Linked DNA regions of Homo sapiens: region 2 is linked to region 1. The links are chromatin loops, found by intact Hi-C in ENCODE. Cell type or tissue: ascending aorta. All regions are shown on one strand. Links, peaks and the distances in the headings refer to the core of each region. The heading gives the core; the rest is flanking DNA.

Region 1 (5,968 bases), core at 293-5,292:
GTGCAGTGACATGATCTCAACTCACTGAAACTCCCCCTCCGAGGTTTAAGTGATTCTCTGGCCTCAGCCTCCCAAGTAGCTGGGACTACAGGCATGCGCCACCATGCCCAGCTAATTTTTGTATTTTTGTGGAGACAGGGTTTCACCATGTTAGCCAGGCTGGTCTTGAACTCCTGACCTCAGGTGATCCACACACCTCGGCCTCCCAAAGTGCTGGGATTACAGGCGTGAGCCACTGCACCCAGCCTTCTCATTTCTTTTTAATAAATGAACACATTGTAAGGTCAGGTCTACCCAGTTATTTTGAGACTGAACTAGGACCACAGTATCAGCCGTTGGAATCTCAGACTCACCTGGTAGAGGGGGTGGCAGAATTAGTCATCTTTCCTGGAAGTCAGCAGGTGAAGCCATTGTATGGTTTATGGTACATCATCAACCTGCTTGGTTGATTGGGGGATAGGTAGGGCAGGGGTAACACAGAAAATGACCAACATCTCTACTATTTGGTTGTTTTTTTTTTTTTGAGATGGAGTCTTGCTCTGTTGCCCAGGCTGGAGTGCAGTGGCACAATCTCGACTCACTGCAACCTCCACCTCCCGGGTTCAAGTAATTCTCCTGTCTCAACCTCCCAAGTAGCTGGTCCTACAGGCACCTGCCACCACATCTGGCTAATTTTTTGTATTTTTAGTAGAGACAGGGTTTCACTGTGTTAGCCAGGATGGTTTCGATCTCCTGACCTCGTGATCCACCTGCTGTAGCCTCCCAAAGTGCTGGGATTATAGGCGTGAGCCACCGCGCCCAGCCTACTTCGTATACATAGGTCATATGCTAAGGCTGTCTCCAGAATTCCACAAAATAGCTGAATTTTTGAGATCTGAGGGACTGACTGTGACATCTTGCTTTTGAGGAACAAAGAAGGCAGGAGATTCTGGGAAGGGAGAGTCCCGATGAATTTAATTCGGACTTGCCTCAGTAAAGGGGTGGAAAGATTGTTGCAGCCCTGAAGTTACTACCAGTGAATCAGCCCTTTCCACTCTGACACCTGGCATTTGGTGACCCCAGGTCGAAGCACAAGAATGATGTCGAAAAGTCTAGAAGTTGAGTATCTGGAATAAAGGTGTAGGTAATCAATCCCCCTTTCCCCAGGGCTGGACGGAGCATTCCTAAATTGTTGCGTTTAACTCCAGCCTTCCCATTTTAAGAGGAGCAGAGACAAGCTGAGGTGTGATCAGATAAGATATGGCTAAGAGAAGAGACAGAAAACCATGAGAAAGGAGATCCTTGTATCTGGATGGGACACAATCAGAGAATCTGTCACGGGCCAGACTGCCTGGTGAGTGCTGGTGGTGGTTACAGAGAGGAGACAGCGATGCGAAGTTGTCCAAGAAGCCTCCCGGAGGAGGTGGGATTGAATGGAGCCTGAAGTGACTGTCAGCGGTGGACAGGACAGCAGAAAGGGAGAGGGGCGCGTCTGACAATGAAAGGATGGGGCGTGTGGACGAGAAATGATAGAGTGGCCATTAGCATGCTTGGGTTGGGGAGGATGACAAAGAAGTGCTTTCAGCCAGGGGAGAGGGCTATTTTAGGAGCCAACCCCTGGAGAGACATTGCTTGTAGGAGTCTCCCTTGCTTAAGTCAATGAAATGAGGAAACCATGAGTGCATGGAACTACATCCCGCGTACGGGTTTACACCTGCGTAAACAACCAGGATGAGTGCCAAGGCCCCAAATATGACTCCTCTCCGGTATCTAAAAAGCACAATGTGCCAAGTTAGAACATACTGACAGCTGCACTGAGGACCACTGGTCGCTGTCCAGGCCACAAGATCTCACCATGGGGGCCCCTGTCAATCACCACTCTTTCAGGGCTACAAGTGACTGGTTTAGATTTGCCACTGCCAGGGCAGAAGATGAGGGAAAGGGCAGGGAGCCCAGACACAGCTATAGACTTAGCTCGTCGCTGTTGATGGGAAAAACCTTAACAGTGGAGGGGCTCCTGTAAGTACATAGCAGTGGCTTCCTTTTGGCATGAACACCTCCTGTGGTGTTCGGTGTGGCCCACAAGGCCCTGGGTTCTGGAGTCAGACGCATTTGAGTTTGCTTTTTGGTTCTACCAGTTCAGGGATAGCGTGACAGTTGGCAAGTTATTTGACCTCTCTGAGCCTCAGTTTCCCCATCTATAAAATGGGAATCATCATCATAATAGCTAGCTTTCAGGGTTTCGAGGATTAGGTAATAACATATGGAAAGCACTGGGCCCAGTTCCTGACGTGTAAGTGATTAATAATTTCTTGCTGTTATTGTTGCTATTGTTGCTATTGTTTTTGGTAGGAGCATCTGTTTGTCTCAAGTTTAACATCATCAAAAATAAACAGACCACCCGGGAGGCAGTTTATCCTCTGGTCAGCTTTGCAAAGGTCAGCACAACTCCAGAACCAGAAAAACTGGTTGGTCCTGAGAGGTTCCTTCTGGGAAAGCAAAGGCGGCCCTTCCTCAGAGTAGGAGGAGTGTGGGTGGAAAGGCTGGCATGCCACTCCCTCTCCTTCCTGGTTCAAGCCAAGCCCATGCAGAGAGGGACAAAGGTCACCTTATCTGACTGCCTCTGGAATGACCAAGTCTCCTGGCTCCGTGGTGTGACCCTGGGCCTCCGCTCCAATCTTCCCCAGCATGAGGCTGGCTGGGAGCTGATGGAGAGCGGTGTGCTGGCTATTGTCCCTGCAGACGCGTCGGGGCTGTGATGACAAGGACCTGCTTTGGGAAGCCCTGACATCATCCTCTGGCTATGCTCGCAGGACTGGCTCTGGGCACTGGCCCCTTGGGGATCTTGGGCTGGTGACTCGGAGCCTCTCCTCTCCCTCTTGGAAGTGATCAGATGAATGAGTCAGCTGTACTTTCTTTGCATAAACATTTAAAATGCCAAGATTAAAGCAAGATAATTGGAATCCTAGTTACCTTTCTGTGAAGACCCACACCAAGGGCAGGAAACCATGAAGTAGAATATGAAAATGCGCCTCCTTCCTTATCAACCTGTGAGCTGGCCCGGTCCACTGCAATAGAAGCTATTTTAAATCATGGACAGACTACCTCCTGACATCCTGGAAGAGACTGAAGCAAAATTTGTGTCCTAAGGGAGAAAGTCGTACACAGAAAGGTAGCTATAGTTTCAGTGTAGCTGTTGCCTAAAGACATTTGCATAGATTTAGCATGTCATAGTCTACAGACTGATTGGACTATCTAACCAAAGTCAGAACTCACTGCTCTGGAAAGCGATCAGATGCTTTTATTATGGAAATGGCATAATAGGTAGATGTTGGAATGACTAATTTTTTTTACTCAGATCCCTGGCACTTTAGAAATTTGCCTTATGTCTTTTTTTTTTTTTTTTTGAGATGGAGTTTCGCTCATCGCCCAAGCTGGAGTGCAGTGACGCGATCTTGGCTCACTGCAACTTCCACCTCCCAGGTTCAAGCGATTCTCCTGCCTCAGCCTCCCAAGTAGCTGGGATTACAGATGCCTGTCACCATGCCCAGCTAATTTTGTATTTTTAGTAGAGATGGGGTTTCTCCACGTTGGTCAGGTTGGTCTCGAACTTCTGATCCCAGGTGATCCACCACCGCTCAGCCTCCCAAAGTGCTGGGATTGCAGGCATGAGCCACCACGCCTGGCCTTTTTTTTCCTTTTTTTGAGAGATAGGGTCTCACTCTGTCACCCAGGCTGGTGTGCAGTGGTTTGATCATAGCTTACTGCAGCCTCAAACTCCTGGGTTCAAGTGATCCTCCTGCCTCAGCCTCCCGAGTAACTAGGACTACAGGCATGCACCAGTATGCCTGGCTAATTTTAAATTTTTTTGTAAAGATGAGGTGTCACTATGCTGCCCAGGATGATCTTCATGTCTTTTGATACACCTGATCCTAGGGCCACACAAGTCAGGAAAAGCAGTTAACCTGTGTAAATACCTGCCCTGCGTTGCTCTTGAGGTGAATCCTCTAGGGATGAAAAATAACATTAGGCAAGGCGGGCAGATCACGAGGTCAGGAGTTCGAGATCAGCCTTGCCAACATGGTGAAACCCCATCTCTACTAAAAATACAAAAATTAGCCAGGTGTGGTGCCACGCACCTGTAATCCCAGCTACTTGGAAGGCTGAGGCAGGAGAATTGTTTGAACCTGGGAGGTTGCAGTGAGCAGAGATCGCGCCATTGCACTCCAGCCTGGGCGACAAGAGCAAAAACTCCATCTCAAAAAAAAAAAAGTGCTTTATCCTGTCTCCCTTTTCTCTTTGACAGGATGCTCCTCAGCCCCTCCCAGAGCCTCAAGCTGCCCTCAGATTTCTAGAGGCCTCTCTCCAACTTCAGCTCCCACCTGGGCATGCCCTGCCCACCTCTCAATGATGCCTGAGATGGCTTCCACAGAGGCAAAGCCCTTACTTCACAGGGCGGCAGAGGCAGACTCCAGGCACTTCCTTTCTCTCTCAGCGCTCACCCTTTCCTCCCGCCACTCCCACACGCTCCAACACTCCCAGCTCCCTGATTCTCTTGCCCAACTCTTTCCCAGAACCATCCTCAGCAAAGTATTTGTCACGTATGCCTCAGTGTGTTTCTTTACCCCAAGGGTGGTTTACTCTTTGGAAATTATTTCTCATGATGGAATGATAGATTTTGTTCATGAGAAAGTTATGCCAAAGCAAAATGTTCTTTTTTATGCCAAAGCAAACAGCCCTACCATCTCACTCAGGGCCATGGTTATTATCTAGCTGCCTTCAAAATGAACGATCAGAGAGGGTGAAGACTTTTGGTGTCTCTGAAGAATGACTAGATTCTTAGTGAATAGGAGGGTTTTGTTATGAAGTCTAAGCGTGGGGCACATTGGTGAGCAGTGACTAGCACAGGATCTTTTATAAATGTAAATGATAGAAATGGGTGACTTCTGGACCAGCCCCGGAGGGGCTGAATTATTGCTTTCTACATGAAACGGTCATGGTGATAAAAAGAACAAATTTAGGTTTGACAATGGGGCTATATATTCTAAATCACGGGTTCTTTTTTTAAAAAGACTGGCTGGGCACGGTGGCTCACGCCTGTAATCTCAGCACTTTGGGAGGCCAAGGCGGGTGGATCACCTGAGGTGGGGAGTTCGAGACAAGCCTGACCAATGTGGAGAAACCCCATCTCTACTAAAAATACAAAATTAGCTGGGCATGGTGGTGGATGCCTGTAATTCCAGCTACTTGGGAGGCTGAGGCAGGAGAATCACTTGAACCCGGGAGACAGAGGTTGCGGTGAGCTGAAATCATGCCATTGCACTCCAGCCTGGGCAACAAGAGCGAAACTCTGTCTTAAAAAAACAACAACAAAAAAACCTGACTCAGGTGGGAAGACTGGCCCAGTCCCATGAAAAGGTGAGAACACTTTAGGAGAAGATGCTTGTCTTTTGGAGCTGAAAACCTGGGCCCTTCTACTGTTGGTAAAGCTGGGAAGGCCAGCCTGGGTTCTGTTTTACTCAAGCCAGGAGTCAGACATCTGGACAATATACGACTTTCGTGGGAGCTAAGGGATGTTCACGTTAAGTGAAGAAAATGCTCTGATGACCAGCGAGAGAATTAACAAGCTAGAAGTAAGCCTGTAGGGGTCTCAACACAGAGGGATATTTCAGTAATAATTACCACTCATAAACTGAGCAAGACCATGCTAAACTCCAGGATATCATTTCTGTTCTCATGAATCATCGCTTTCATGTAACACAATGCTTTTGGTATTCAGTGTTCTGGCCTGATAAGCGGTTTTCTACGAAGGCGAAATAGGCAATGAGGTGCATGCTCTCAGATACAGCCCCGAGGAGGACCAAGTCCCCTATTACCCTACAGAATGTCATTTTAGGGTGATGAACCTGTTTTTTTCCCTCCACCTGGAAACTGTAAGACTCTATGAATTCAGAAAGTCAACTTGCAGCCTGGGAGTGGGATCAGAAAC
Region 2 (5,968 bases), core at 521-5,520, 260 kb after region 1:
ACTCAAGAATTTTACGTCAAGTCAAGTTGCCTCTCATGTGTGAAAAAAACAAAACAAAAACAAGGTACTTAGGAAATCTTACCATCCCGGAACTTTATTTGAAAAAAAAAAAAAACCCCACGATAGTTTAACATGTTCTGACTGAGTGACAAAGAAAATTAAAGATCCTAGTGTGGTTGCAGTGGTCTCAATGTGTCCTCGCAAATTCATACTGAATTGAAACTTGATCACCAATGTTAGAGTAGTAAGAGGTGGGGCCTTAAGGAAGCGATTAAGGCTCGAGGGCTCTGCCCTCATGGATGGGATTAGCATCTTATAAAAGGTCTTGAAGTGGTGAGTCCATATGAGGACACAGCGTTCATCCCCTCTGCAGGAGACAGAACGAGGCGCCATCCTGGAAGCAGAGAGGTGTCCTCACAAGACACCAAACCTGCTGGCACCTTGACCTTGAAGTTCCCAGCCTCCAAAACTGTGAGTAATAAATTTATGTTCTTTATAAATTATCCAGTCTCGGGTATTTTTTTTTTTAACAGCAGCAAAACCAAACTAAGACATTGGTAAAATCAGAGTACAAAAGATTGGATGTTGTCTGTCAAAAGCAATGATTCACCCAAATAAATGTGATTTCAAAATTTAACTAAATAAATGTAATTGCAAATTAAATACAACCTCCTTTAAAACGATAAAAATGTACAAAATGCAAAGGTTATTTAACATGTAGTCTGGAGTTTAAGGTAAAAATATTAATAGGGTTGCGTGAAAATACTCAAGGTTGACCCTCACAGTGAATGTGAACCTGCTAACACAGTCCTGGTGAGAATGCAAATAAGTACAACTTTTCCATATGTATTAAGAACTTTGAAATGGTAACACTCTTCTTACCCTGTTATTCCACTCACAAGAAACAATCTTAGGAACATAAGAAATAGTACACCAAAGTAAGATTGGTCTATTAAGATCTTCATTGCAACATGATATACAGAAGCCAAATATATATATTCAATAAGAGACGAATAATTAACTTCTAGTATATCTACAAAATATAATTTAATGCAGCCATTAAAAATCATGATTGCAGGGCCAGGCACAGTGGCTCACACCTGTAATCCCAGCACTTTGGGAGGCCGAGGCAGGTGGATCACGAGGTCAGGAGTTCGAGACCAGCCTGGCCAAGATAGTGAAACCCTGTCTCTACTAAAAATACAAAAATTAGCCGGGCATGGTGGCAGTTGCCTGTAATCCCAGCTACTCGGGAGGCTGAGGCAGAGAATTGCTTGAACCCAGGAGGCGGAGGTTGCAGTGAGCCGAGATCGCGTCACTACACTCCAGCCTGGGCGAAAGAGGGAGACTCTGTCTCAAAGAAAGAAAAAAAAATCATGATTGTGAAAAAAAGCTTTAATGGGAAAGTTTCATAACAGGCCATTAAGGGCAAAAATGAAATGATGGTAATAGCTAACATTTATTCAGTGTTCAGTAAATTCCAGCGACCTTTTTTAAAGGCTTTACATTTATTTTATCATTTACCCTTCAATATACCTATAAGCAATTAGTAGTCAAGACACTATTGAGCTAACAGATCCTTATGGCTTGTCCTGTGTCCCACAAGTCACTAAGTGACAGAGCCAGGCTCTGCACGCAGGCCCAAGCGACACAAAGCCTGTGCTCCTGACTTCCTCCTCCACAAGAAACTCTCTAAGTAGCATATTGTCAGTCACGTTTAAAAAAAAAAAAAAAAGTACACACACATTTAGAAAAAAAAAAAAATTCCCAGCTGGAAATATACCAAAACCTTAATAGCGCTTGTCTCTGAATGGTGGGATTACAGATCACTTTTATTTTCTTCTTCAAATTAGTCTCTATTTTTAAATCATTCTGGCAATGAACATTCCTCAACAATCAAGAAAAAAAAATTGATGAAACAGAAAGACCATCTTCCTACGCAGATTTGCACCACACCAAGGGGAAAAAAATAATAATTCAAAAGGCAAAGCTAAAAATGGAATTCCAAGTGTTGCCTGGAAATTAGTGGGAGTTCAAAGGAGTTAAATAAAAGATGGAAAATTGGAGATGTTCCATTGCTAAATCTTTAAGCTCTTCCAAGAGGTTTGTGTTTGCGATTGTTGGTTTCTATCTCAGCCCTCAGCTGAACTGATGAGCCTTTACACAATTACTGAGAAGTTACAAGGCCACTCAGAGGCTCTAGCCTTATGAGTCTGCCTTATTGTTGTTATTTTACGTTAACAAATGTGTTTATTGGCCTAAGACATGAATTTACTATCAGCAGGGCCTTTTTTTCCCCTCTTACTTTTATTATTATTATTTTTTAAATCAGGCAACACTTTGTTGAACAAACCTGACCCCAAAGAATGCTTGCTGGCATATTGTCCAAGAAGTCTAGCAGAAGTTTGTATGATTATCCTGATGAGTGAGTGCAGTTTAGTCTAGTCTCTTTTTTGTTGAATAACACCATTACACATAGTCGCCCGACAAGTAGGAGAGCCAGTTTTACCTTTGCTTGGGTGTTCATCATCCAGTGTGGTCCAAAGAGGTCACAGAAGATAACTTTGCACCCTGCAGCAAAGCCACCATAAAGCCATGCACATATTTGTCATCCTCATTCTCACACTTCAGTTTGCCAGTAGCTTCTCTGCAACGTGCTGGAGGACTGTTTCAAGGCCCAACATTCGGTTTCAGGGAAGCAAACTCTACCCCCTAGATTCAGAATTTTTAAAGTGCTCAGAAAAGTGGTATATTAATTATTTAAAACTTCAAGTAATAATTCATTCCTCTGGGCCTCTGTAGATCTAATTTCTATTTCAATTTCTTCACTTTTTAGACCTAAGTAACAACTTACGGAGTAGGAGAAGTGGATACTGCAAAAAGCTGAAGAATTAGAGTTCACCTAGACCTGGGTTTGAATCCTCCTCTGTCATTTACTAGATAAAGTTTTTAGCAAGTGTTTAACTGCTTTGCATCTTGTTTTCCTAAGACTCAGAGTTCTGATATCAAGACGCAAGAGACAATACATGTAAAAACCTAGAATGAAAGTTAGTACATAATATATGCTTAATAAATATGCTCTCCCTTCTCATTCTCATCATTCTCAGAAATGCAGTGCCCCACAATGAGCTCTTTGGGACCTGGGATCAGAAATTAATTACTCAAAGGTTTAAATAATTAATATACTACTTTCAGGCCATGATTCCTTGCTTTTACTTAATTGGAATGGAAATAACCTTCCTTGAGATGAAAACCATTTTATATCTAAAGGAAGAAAGCAGAATTTCTACTAAAATTTCCTCTGGTTCCAGTTGACTTCCATGTTATGTTATGCTCTAAAAATTAGACTGTAAACCATCCAAGAAATTCAGCATTATCTGTTCACTTAGATAACCTACTGGATAGCACCAGCATCTAGAGCCAGTGCCCCAGAGGACTCCAGTCTCATTCTTTTTTCTTCACATCTTGTGGCAAGAGTTGGAGCCACTACAGAGGGTTTTGATCTTCATCTAGCCAACATGGGCCCAAGCTCACTTCACTTGTCAGCTCAATTTCATGCCCTTACTTCACAGCACTCCACATCATCTGAAGTTATCATATCTTCCTGATTCTTTGTAGCAGACAGGATAGGCTGGGTTTTGCTAAGATAACAAAACCCCTCAAATTCTCAGTGGCCTAAAGTGATGAGGGTTTATTTCTTGCTCATGCTATGTATCCATTGTAGAAGGGCCAAGGGCTGTGTTCCAAGATATTCCTACTCTGGGACTCAGGCTGATATATAGTATCTACTCCATGGAACATTGCCAGCATCTGTGACAGAAAATAAAGAGTTCATGCTGCCTCTTGAAACTTACACCTGGATTAATATGTCACATTTCAGTGACTAAAATATGACCATGCTAATAGAATTTGATGGAACAGAGACGTGGACCACCACCACATTTCTTAAAAAAGAAAGAAAGCACCCTCATACCACACCTATCACACAAAGAACTAGGAGATATGTAAATCAGGTAATACTATCCCCATTTTAAAAATGAATATATATCCATGAAAGGAAGAATTGATAAGCTGAACTTTATGAAAAATAACAATTTCTGCTCTGCAAAAGATACTGTCAAAAGAATGAAAAGACAAGCCACAGACTGGGAGAAAATATTTGCAAAAGACACATCCAATAAAGGACTCATATAAAATATACAAAGATCTCTTAAAACTCAACAATAAGAAAACAAACAACCTGAATGAAAAATGAGCAGAAGATCTAAACAGACACCTGACCAAAGAAGATACACAGGTGGCAAGTAAGCATATGAAAAGATACTCCATAACATGTCATCAGGGGATTGCAAATTAAAACAACAATGAGACACAAATATGCACATATTAGAATGGCCAAAATCCAAAACACTGACAGCATCAAATGCTGGTGAGGATGTGGAATAACAGAAACTCCCATCTGCTTCTAGTGAGAATGTAAAATGGCACAGCCACTTTGGAAGACAGTTTGGTAGTTTCTTACAAAACTAAACAAAACACACTCATATCATACAACCCAACAATCATGCTCCTTGTTATCAACCCAGGTGAAAACACTGTCTCCACAAAAATCTGTACATGGATGTTTATAGAAGCTTTATTCACAATTGCCAAAAACTTGAAAGCAACCAATATGTCCTTCAGTAAGTGACTAGATAAATAAACTGCGGAACATTTGATGCATGGCAGGCAATTCCCAAATTGGGGCTTGGCCTTGGAGGGTTCTTGGCTTCACTTAGGCAAAAATTCAAGAACAAGCTGATGGTAGAAGGAAACAGCTTTATTAAGGTGGCAGTGTTATAGCTCCGTGACTGCTCCTACAGAGAGGAACCACTCCCTACATGGTGTATCAAGAGCAGCAGCTCAAGGGCAGCTCTGCAGTCAGATTTATATCAACTTTTAATTACATGCAAACTAACGGGTCTATTATGCAGAAATTTCCAGAAAAAAAAGGGGCATAACTTCCAGATAATCAAGTCATTGCCATGGAAAGGGGAGGTAACTTCTGGGTGTTGCCATAGCAATGATAAACTGATGTGGCACTGGTGGGCATGTCTTATGGAGAGGTGCTTTTGCTTCCTCCATTTCAGCTAGTCCTCAATCTGGTCTGCAGTCTGAGCCTCACCTCTAGAGTCGAGTCCCACCTTTTACCTCACATCCAGACAATGGAATATTATTCGGTGCAAAAAAAAAAAACAAAAAACAGCTATCAAGCCATGGAAATAAATGGTGGAAACTTAAATGCATATTACTAAGTGAAACAAGTCAGTCTGGGCCAGGCGCAGTGGCTCATGCCTGTAATCCCAGCACTTTGGGAGGCCGAAGCAGGTGGATCACCTGAGGTCAGGAGTTCAAGACCAGCCTGGCCAACATGGCAAAATCCCATCTCTACTAAAAAAAAAATACAAAAATTAGCCAAGTGTGGTGGCAGGCACCTGTAATCCCAGCTACTTGGGAGGCTGAGGCAGGGAGAATTGCTTGAACCCAGGAGACAGAGGTTGCAGTGAGCCGAGATCCCATCATTGCACTCCAGTCTGGGTGACAGAGCGAGACTCTGTCTCACAAAAAAAAAAAGTCTGAAAAGACTAAATATTTTATGATTCCAACCACATGATATTCTGGAAAAGGCAAAACTATGGAGAAAGTAAAAAGATCAGTGCTTGCCAAGGGTTGGGTGAGGATGTCAAACAGGTGCAGCACAGAGGATTTTTAGGACAGAGAAACTACTCTTTGTGATACTGTAATTGTAGACACATATTATGCACTTGTCCAAACCCACAAAATGTATAACACCAGGAGTGAACCCCAATGTCAACTCTGAACTCTGGGTGATTATGTGTTAATAAATTGTCAATAAATTGTTAACAAATGTACCACTCTGGTGGATATTGGTAATGGAGGAAGCTATGTATGTGTGGGGGCAGGGAGC

The links. Hi-C counts contacts between places; a loop is a spot of excess contacts. Peaks named below come from ENCODE experiments on the same cell type or tissue, not always from the same donor. Only the 100,000 strongest peaks of a DNase experiment are listed, where the experiment ranks them.
Region 2: a loop joins it to region 1, with 2.9 times the contacts of the local background. A loop is called at or near these places in 1 of 110 quality-filtered maps.

Annotation. Positions count from the first base shown.
Region 1 is chr17:12,727,865-12,733,832 of GRCh38, reverse strand. The region is part of intron 5 of MYOCD (myocardin); the gene reads right to left. Among named protein-coding and RNA genes, the nearest start is that of MYOCD-AS1, 25 kb to the right of the region's middle. In ascending aorta, for the core only: no CTCF peak of the experiment used is centred there; DNase peaks (open chromatin) are centred at 1,422, 2,702 and 4,492; H3K27ac peaks cover 4,358 bases.
Region 2 is chr17:12,464,650-12,470,617 of GRCh38, reverse strand. No RefSeq gene overlaps it. Among named protein-coding and RNA genes, the nearest start is that of LINC00670, 82 kb to the left of the region's middle. In ascending aorta, for the core only: no CTCF peak of the experiment used is centred there; no DNase peak of the experiment used is centred there.